2 separate regions of the Homo sapiens genome follow, and region 1 is linked to region 2. The links are chromatin loops, found by intact Hi-C in ENCODE. Cell type or tissue: mesothelial cell of epicardium. All regions are shown on one strand.

What was found. Peaks named below come from ENCODE experiments on the same cell type or tissue, not always from the same donor. Only the 100,000 strongest peaks of a DNase experiment are listed, where the experiment ranks them.
Region 1: a loop joins it to region 2, with 8 times the contacts of the local background. A loop is called at or near these places in 2 of 110 quality-filtered maps.

The regions. Positions count from the first base shown.
Region 1 is chr1:102,672,695-102,677,694 of GRCh38, reverse strand. No RefSeq gene overlaps it. Among named protein-coding and RNA genes, the nearest start is that of COL11A1, 430 kb to the left of the region's middle. In mesothelial cell of epicardium, no CTCF peak of the experiment used is centred here; no DNase peak of the experiment used is centred here.
Region 2 is chr1:102,547,970-102,552,969 of GRCh38, reverse strand. No RefSeq gene overlaps it. Among named protein-coding and RNA genes, the nearest start is that of OLFM3, 550 kb to the right of the region's middle. RefSeq lists a silencer at 1,902-2,021. In mesothelial cell of epicardium, no CTCF peak of the experiment used is centred here; a DNase peak (open chromatin) is centred at 1,981.

The sequences.
Region 1 (5,000 bases), 120 kb before region 2:
ATATATACTGTCATTTTTCACACTTGCCAGGGATAGGTTACATCATCCAAAAGATAAAACAAAATTAGCTATATTAATCACATAATCTTCTGATTAAACTTACCATTTACTCTATGTAGGAATATATTTCAGGTCCTGAAAACAGAAAAATCCACGTCTCTGAAGCTTCTTACAATATGGAATTATATAAGGTGGTGAGTAGCATTATTATCTGTCCAAAAGAAGTTATTCAATGAATACACATTTATTTACATGTTATTTACTTAATTAGAATAAATATAAAAATATTTTAAATAATTTCTGTGTAGCCTAAAGATTTGTAAATGGTTCTGTAAAATCAATTTCACAAAGAAATAAAACATCTCAATTTTAAATATTTAGTGATCTTGCTCAACTGAAATTTAAAATTTAGAAGGTCTAGACAAGTAAATGAGTTGCAGTTCTTTCAGGCTTAACATCTCGTTACTGTGGGCTAAGGATATGGCTTCACAATTGCCGACATTTTCCCTAATGAGAGAAGCAGCTATTGTGAAAGTCACTAGTCTTAAGTCATACCAATAGATAAAAAAATAATTTGAGTGCAAGTATGCACAGTAGCATTCTTTTACTGTGGGAGGGGCAGACCTGCTCTGACAATTTTTACTGAAGTTTCATTTATTGAGAAAGACAATGTCTTAGTTGTTGAGAGGGAATACAACTATGAACATGCCATATCTGGAGGTTACATTAAGGTAAACATTTAATAGACATGATGAAGCATTTGTTCCCCTGAACTCAACAGTTTATTTTAAATTAAGTTACTTGGACTTTATAATATTGTTATATTCACATTAAAAATTATACTCACACCTTGATATGGTTTGGTTCTTTGTCCCCCATCAAATCTCTTGCAGCTCCCACAATTCCCAAGTGTTGTGGGATGGACCTGGTGAGAGATTACTGAATTATGGGGGCAAGTCTTTCCCATCCTTTTCTCATGACAGTGAATGGATCTCGGGGATCTGATGATTTTAAAAACAGAAGTTGCCCAGCATAAGCTCTCTTTTTGCCTGCTGCCATCCTTGTATGATGTGACTTGCTCCTCTTTGCATTCCACCATGATCCTGAGGCTTCCCCAGCCACGTAGAACTGTAAATCCAATTAAACTTATTATTATTTTTTTTTGTAAATTGCCCAGTCTTGGGTATGTCTTTGTCAGCATCATTAAAATGGACTAATACAGTAAATTGGTACTGGTAGTGGGGCGCTGCTGAAAAGATACCAGAAATTGTGGAAGCTACTTTGGAACTGGATAACAGGCAGAGGTTGGAACAGTTTACAGGGCTTAGAAGAAGACAAGAAAATGTGGGAAAGTTTGGAACTCCCTAGAGACTTGTTGAATGGCAACATTTTGCCCTTGACCTAGATATTTATGGAACTTTGAACTTGAGAGAGATGATTAAGGGTATCTGGTGGAAGAAATTTCTAACCAGCAAAGCATTCAAGATGTGACTTCAGTGCTGTTACAAACATTCAGTTTTAAAAGGGAAGCAGTGCATAAACGTTCAGAAAATTTCCAGAGATTTGCATAGGTAATCAGGACCCAAATGGTAAATCCCCATTTTGGGGATTACCATTCGTAAGCCCCATTTTCCCCAATGGGGAACATGTATCCAGGACATGTCAGAGGCTTCAGAGCCACCCCTCCCATCACAGACCCAGAGGCTGAGGAAGAAAAACGGTTTCGTGGGCCAGGCCCTGTGTTCCCATCTTGTGTGCAGTCTAGGGACTTAGTGCCCTATATCTCAACTGCTCCACCTATGACCAAAAGGGGCCAAGGTACAGCCCTAGCTGTTGCTTCAGAGGGTAGAAGCCCCAAGACTTGGCAGCTTCCACATGGTGTTGAGCTTGCAGGCACACAGAAGTCAATAACTGAGGTTTGGGAGCCTCCCCCTAGATTTCAGAAGATGTATGGAAATGCCTGGATGCCCACGCATTTGCTGCAAGGGCAAGGCCCTCACGGAGAACCTCTGCTAGGGCAGTGCAGAATGGAAATGTGGGGTCACAGCCCCCCCACGCAGTCCCTACTGGGGCACCACCTAGTGGAGCTGTGAGAAGAAGGCCACTGTACTCCAGAACCCAGAATGGTAGATCCACCAACAGCTTGCACCGTGAGCCTGGGAAAGCCACAGACACTCAATGCCAACCCGTGAAAACAGCCGAGAGGGGGGGTTTACCCTGCAAAGCCACAGGGGTGGAGCTGCCCAAGACCATGGGAACCCAATCCTTGCATCGATGTGATCCAGATGCAAGACATGGTGTCAAAGGAGATCATTTTGGAACTTTAAGATTTGACGGCCCTGCTGGATTTTGGACTTGCATAGGGCCTGTAGCCCCTTTGTTTTGGCGAATTTCTCCCATTTGGAATGGCTGTATTTACCCAATGCCTGTACCCACAATATATCTAGGAAGTAACTAACCTGCTTTTGATTTTACATGGTCATAGGCAGAAGGGACTTGCCTTGTCTCAGATGAGACTTTGGACTGTGGACTTTCGGGTTAATTCTGAAATGAGTTGAGACTTTGGTGGACTGTTGGGAAGGCATGACTGGTTTTGAAATGTGAAGATACGAGATTTGGGAGGGGCCAGGGGCAGAATGATATGGTTTGGCTCTGTGTCCCCACCCAAATCTCCTCTTGTAGCTTCCATAATTAACACGTGTTGTGGGAGGGACCTGGTGGGAGATTATTGAATTATGGGGTGGGTCTTTCCAGTGCTGTTCTCATGATAGTGAATAGGTCTCACAAAATTTGGGGGTTTTAAAAATGGGAGTTGCCCTGCACAAGCTCTCTTTTTGCCAGTCACCATCCATTGGGAAAGAGAACAAACTAAGAACAGTGAGGTTGGGAATTAAGGCATCAAGAGAAATCCTGGGATGATGAAGGCAACAGGGCAAAGCCTTTGGGGTTGTATATGTCTGTCTAAGTTTGAATTCTGACTTACTTGGACATGTAAAGAACTGTGTGATATGGAGTCATTTAACATTAAAGGTCCAGTTCTCCCATCTACAAAATGAGCATATTCATATCCAACTGGGTATGTGTAAGGATTAGCACAGAGTAGATGTGATAATATCAGCCAATAAACATTTAGGTTCATGGATTAGACATCACATAAGTTGTAGTAACATGACTGTCAAAGGCTAACAGCCAGTTTATCTGGAGAGACAGAGACATTATGACACAAAGCAACAGACAATATCAGATCAATAGAGTAGGATAAGGTAAAGTGATTCAAATTGAGCTAACAAAATTGTGTGACTGTCTTATTACAGGCCATGACAAAAATCCTGGGAATTCTAAACGTTAAACTCTTTGTAAATCCTTGTGAAAAGAAGATTGTCAATTGAAACTATAACTGCATATGTTTATGTATAGCTCCAGATAAAATAAAAACATATGTAGGTTCACATATTCATTAGGTAATAATAATTGTTAGTATCTATTTTTTGCTTACTGTGCCCTAGGGCAGTTCTTGAGGATTATATTTACATTGGCTTATCTAATCAACTCTTTCCCTTCTAACAAACTAGTGAGGTAAATATGATAAAATTCCCATTTTATGGCTGAAGAAATTGAGGCACAGGGCCAGGTGTGGTGGCTGACACCTGTAATCCCAACACTTTGGGAGGTCGAGGCGGACAGATCAAGAGCAGCCTGGCCAACATGCTGAAACCTCATCTCTACCAAAGATACAAAAAATTAGCCGGGCGTGGTGGCGTGTGCCTGTAATCCCAGCAACTCGGGATGCTGAGGCAGGAGAATTGCTTGAACCTGGGAGGTGGAGGTTGCAGTGAGCAGAGATAGTGCCATTGCATTCCAACCCAGGCGACAGGGGAAGACTCTGTCTCAAAAAAAAAGAGAAAGAAATCGAGGCACAGATAAGTTGACTGAGCCAGTATTTGAAACTAGCAACTTTAACCTTGGGCCCACTTTCTTGATTAAATCACTATTTCACTTCTCAAGAAAATTTTGCATATCAGTATCTCTAAACTCAGTTCATATTAACTTTATTCTCATGCAGTTACTTTTGTTGTTGGGTTCTATATTAAGAAGACTGATAAAATATTGTTTTTAAAATGTGGACTTAAATCTAGTTACTCCTCATAATATATCTTGGTACTAAATGTGTGGTCTGAAAGAGATTGACTTTGTCTATTTTACTTCAATGAATAGCTGTCTATTAGGGGAAAAGAAAAAAACAAGATCAAGTTCTACATAAGCTGAACAATATAAGTGTACTTGTTAGTCTGATCAAGTCTCATTATTTGTATATATGAAAAAAACAGTATCCACAGTTATGTGATACATAAAAGAATGCAAAATGTGTGATACCTAACAGATATTGGAGACGTATTGTTTTATACAACAGAACATTTTTCTTGGTGAAAGCAATTTGATGAATTAGGAATTGGCAGAAAAAAAAATGGTCTTATCTTACATAAAATTGCCTTAAATATATAAAACCCTGCTGTGTGCTTCTCTATTTCAAGTATGTAATTTCTATATATATATTAGAATACAGTTAATGGCCAACCTCTCCTTAGCACTAGGAGAAACATACTATTAAGTTAATTATATCCAAACCTCCTTTTCTAATCATTCTTAGCTGTGAGCAAAAACCTCTGTCATTATATCATTTATCAACAATTCCCCTGAAAAGAGACAATCATTCTTCCTGACATGTATTAGTTAACTTTTAAAATATAGTCTTTCTAATGACAGTTAAATTGGCATCATAAAATTCTACTTTGTATAATGGAATACCTTTAAGAAAATTCTGTAAAAAACATTCATTTCATTTATTTTTATAATTAATTTTTCTTTCATGGGAGTGACATTTTCTATACATTTATCCAAATTCAGGGGTCTTTTTTTTGTGAATGCATAATTCTATCAACTTAATGAACTGAATAGCATTTATTTAACCTATTATCATGTAGTATGTCTGACTTTTCTAG
Region 2 (5,000 bases):
AATAAGGAAGTTATTGGAAACTGGAGTATAGGTGATTCTTGCTATGGCTTAGCAAAGAGACTGGCAGTATTTTGCCCCTGCCCTAGAGATCTGTGGAAATTTGAACTTGGGAGAGATGATTTAGGGTGTCTGGCAGAAAAAAATTCTAAGCAGCAAAACCTTCAAGAGGTGACTTAGGTGCTCCTAAAAACATTCAGTTTTATTCATTCACAAATATATGGTTTGAAATTGGAACTTATCTTTAAAAGGGAGGCAGAATGGTATTGCCTAGGTTTTCTTCTATGGCTTTTATGGTTTTAGGACTTATGTTTAAATCTTTAATCCATCTTGAGTTAATTTTGTATAAGGTGTAAGGAAGGGGTCTAGTTTCAGTTTTCTGCATATGGCTAAGCAGTTTTCCCAACACCATTTATTAAATAGGGAATCCTTTCCCCAGTGCTTGTTTTTTTTCAGGTTTGTCAAAGATCAAATGGCTGTAGATGTGTGGTATTATTTCTGAGGCCTCTGTTCTGTTCCATTGGTCTATATCTCTGTTTTGGTTCCAGTACCATGCTGTTTTGGTTACTGTAGCCTTGTAGTATAAAGTCAGGTAGGCATGGGCAAAGACTTCATGACTAAAACACCAAAAGCAATGGCAACAAAAGCCAAAATTGACAAATGGGATCTAATGAAACTAAAGAGTTTCTGCACAGCAAAAGAAACTACCATCAGAGTGAACAGGCAACTTAGAGAATGGGAGAAAATTTTTGCCATCTATCCATCTGACGAAGGGCTAATATCTAGAATCTACAAGGAACTTAAACAAATTTGCGAGCAAAAAACAACCCCATCAGAAAGTGGGCAATGGATATGAACAGATACTTTTCAAAAGAAGACATTTATGCAGCCAAGAAACATATGAAAAAAGCTCATCATCACTAGTCATTAGAGAAATGCAAATAAAAACCACAATGAGATACCGTTTCACACCAGTTAGAATGGTGATCATTAAAAAGTCAGGAAACCACAGATGCTGGAGAGGATGTGGAGAAATAGAAATGCTTTTACACTGTTGGTGAAAGCATAAATTAGTTCAACCATTGTGGAAGACAGTGTGGCAATACCTCAAGGATCTAGAAACAAAAATACAATTTGACCCAGCAATCCCATTACTGGGTATATACCCAAAGGATTATAAATAATTCTACTATAAAGACACATAAACACATATGTTTATTGCTGCACTATTCACAATAGCAAAGACTTGGAACCAACCCAAATGCCCGTCAATGTTAGACTGGATACAGAAAATGTGGCCCATATACACCATGGAATAGTATGCAGCCATAAAAAAAGAATGAGTTCATGTCCTTTTCAGGAACATGGATGAAGCTGGAAACCATCATTCTCAGCAAACTAACACAGGAACAGAAAAACAAACACCACATGTTCTCAGTCATAAATGGGAGTTGAACAATAAGAACATATGGACACAGGGATGGGAACATCACATACTGGGGCCTGTCCGGGGGCAGGGAGCATGTAGAGGGATAGCATTAGAAGAAATACCTAACGTAGATGATGGGTTGATGGGTGAAACAAACCACCATGGCACATGTATACCTATGTAACAAACCTGCATGTTCTGCACATGTGTCCCAGAACTTAAAGTATAATTTAAAAACAAAGGAAGCAAAGCATAAAAGTTCAGAACATTTGCAGCCTGATGATATGATAGAAAAGAACAGTCTTTTTTCTGATGAGAAATTCAAGCTGGCTGCAAACATTTGCATAAGTAATGAGGATCCAAATGTTAATTATTAAGACAATGGGGAAAATGTCTCCAGAGCATCTCATAGGTCTTCAAGGTAGTCTCTCCCATCACAAGCCAGGAGGCCCAGGAGGAAAAATATGGTTTCATGGCCTGTGCCCAGAGACTTGCTGCTTTTTGCAGTTTGGGGACTTGGTTGGAGCCCTCACACAGAGTCCCTACTGGGGTGCCACCTAGTGGAGCTATGAGAGGGCCACCGTCCTCCAGATCCCAGAATGGTAGATCCACCAACAGCTTGCCCCATGTGCCTCAGAAAGCCGCAGACACTCAATGCTAGCCTGTGAAAGCAGCTGGGAGAGGGGCTGTGCCTTGCAAAGCCACAGGGGGCAGAGCTGCTCAAGCCTGTGAGAGCCCACTTCTTGTATCACATGACCTGGATGTGAGACAGGGAGTCAAAGGAGATTGTTTTGGAGCTTTAAAATTTAATTACTGCCTTGTTAGATTTTGAATTTGCATGGGTCCTGTAGACCCTTTGTTTTGGCCAATTTCTCCCATTGTTAATGGGTGTATTTACCCAATGGTTGTACCTCCATTGTATCTAGGAAGTAACTAACTTTTTTTTTTTTTTTAACTTTACAGGCTCATTGGCAAAAAGGACTTGCCTTGTCTCAGGTGAGACTTTGGACTTGTACTTATGAGGTAATGCTAAAATGAGGCAAAACTTTGGGGGACTGTTGGAAGGGCATGATTTTGTTTTAATATGTGAGGACATAAGATTTGGGAGGGGCCAGAGGTAGAAGGATATAATTTGGTTATGTCCCCACCCAAATCTCATCTTTATCTGTAGTTCCCATGATCTCCATGTGTCATGGGAGGGATCCAGTGGGAAGTAATTTCATCATGGAGGCAGTTACCATCATACTGTTCTCATGATAGTGAGTGAGTTCTCACAAGATCTGATGGTTTTATAAGGGACTTTTTCCCTTTTGCTCATGCTCTCTTCCTTGCTGCCTTGTCAAATATGCCTTTGCTCCTCCTTCACCTTCCCCTGTGATTGTGAGGCTTTCCCAGCCATGTGAAACTGTGAGTCTATTAAACCGCCTCCTCTTTATAAATTAGGTGTTCTCAGATATGTCTTCATTAGCAGCATGAGAATGGATTAATACAGTCTCACTGTATTTTATTTTCAGTATAATCTCCCATGTTTCCTCTGCTTCAACCACAATAACTTTCTGTTTTTGTTTCATCACAGTCATTGGTCTTCTACTCTAAATTTCTCTGGGATTCATTCTATTACTTACTTCGGAGCCATTTTCAAAACTAGCCTTCTCAGTCATGTTTTATCTGACTATATTTATATCTTAGACTCCTTCCTTGATCTCCTATTCTCTTTCCCTGCTTTCGTTTTTGATAGAATATTCTAACATACTATGCAATTTCCTTATTTATTTTTATTTATATTTGTAGGTCCCAGAGCTTTAGATGCACATGGGCAATAATATTTTCTATTTTGTTCATTGATATATCCCAAGTACCCAGAAGAGTACATAGCACATAGTAGGTGCCAAAAAATATTTGCTGAAGAAACAAATTATTACCAGAACATATTTGCTTTATTTTAAAATACATGTGTTATGACTTTAACCATGTAAAACTTTACATGGATAAAGGAGGGAAAGAAAAATTACCATGTTTGCCACTGGGTATCTTTTTTTCAGGGGACTCTAAGTAAACTTTTTCTTCTTCTTATTGCTCAGCATTTTTTATAACAAAGGTGTATTACCTTGGTAATAATAAATAATAAATTATAGTTTATTTATTCAGTAATGAACAGGTATATATAAATATCAAATGCATTCCTTAAAATAATAATACATAACTAAAAATATTATTATCACTTTCAGTCATTTATTTTCTCTTTGTTATATTTTTAACTATCCAGAGGCATACTATTAGGTCATACATTAGATTCAGAAGACAAGCAAATAAAAATATCATCAATGTCATGTTGAAAGTGACTATAGTAATTAAAAGCATTATCCATCATTAAAATTTTCTTATGATATTGTATGACTTCAAGGTGTGATACATTGACTTAAATTTTAGAAAATACCAAGTAAATTTCCAGTTGCAACAAAATCTTTGTTAAGGGTTTTATGTTGATAAAGTCTTAATACAAAGATGGGAAATAAAGTATGACATTACATTGCCAGATAAATAAGAGATTAATAAAATGCCTTTTTCTTTGAAGCACAGGAATATTCTATAAATCAAATTTTCTTAGTGTATATGTCTAAATGTGATTTTTAAAATTCATTCCTGTATGTCAGCAGCAAACATTTCCTGAGCTCTCATTGTCTAGGCACTATAGATTAAAACTATCTGGGCACTATATATTAAAAAAAAAGTAATAAAACTCTATTATCACTTCAAGGAGCTTTCAGGCAAGAAGGAAATGAATAGAGAAAAACATAATCAAATGCAGTATAGTAGGTATTATGATAGACATGTTTGCAGGTTTCTGCAATGTTTATAGAAGAGGTCCCTAAGCCAGTTAAGTTCAGGAGTTGCTTACTGCTGGAAATAAAAATATTCTCTTTAGTATGTACAGTGCACTGAAGAGCAATAGATATTTATTGACTGAAGTTTGGTAATCTCATGTTAGCATCCATAACATCAATATTTATTATAATGAGTTGTGAGAAATTAGACTGAATCTTTACTATTTCCTGGGCAATTCCTGGAAGTTTGTTTTCTGTAACATTCTACTGCCAGCTTTTTTATATTTTATTTGTGATTTAAAAAGCTAAGTAAAATGTGGAAAAACTTGAGGTAACTTAAAATTGCAGTCAGTTGTATACAATAAAAGCATTTGAAGATATTCTAACTTTAAAAACATCACTTCTGTGTTTTTAAAGACAATCCAGAATTGCTTTTGCTTTCGAAAGCTTTTAAATTGTTTTTCAATAGCTTTTAATTTGGAAAATTCCAATTATTTATTAAAAATTTTCAAAATACATTAATGTATTTTTAAAGGATTCATATAGCTTACACTTAACAAGAATTCTAATTTTATTTTACATAATGAAGTGTTTATAAGGCAAATAAAAAATGCATCACCTACTCATGGAGATCAAGAGTGTATACTGATCTAGGGATATAATGAAATCATCATGATCCTCATTTGAAGGTTGCTTAAATACCAATTTTTACAAAACTGTCATTTTATGCATTACTTTGTGATATATGT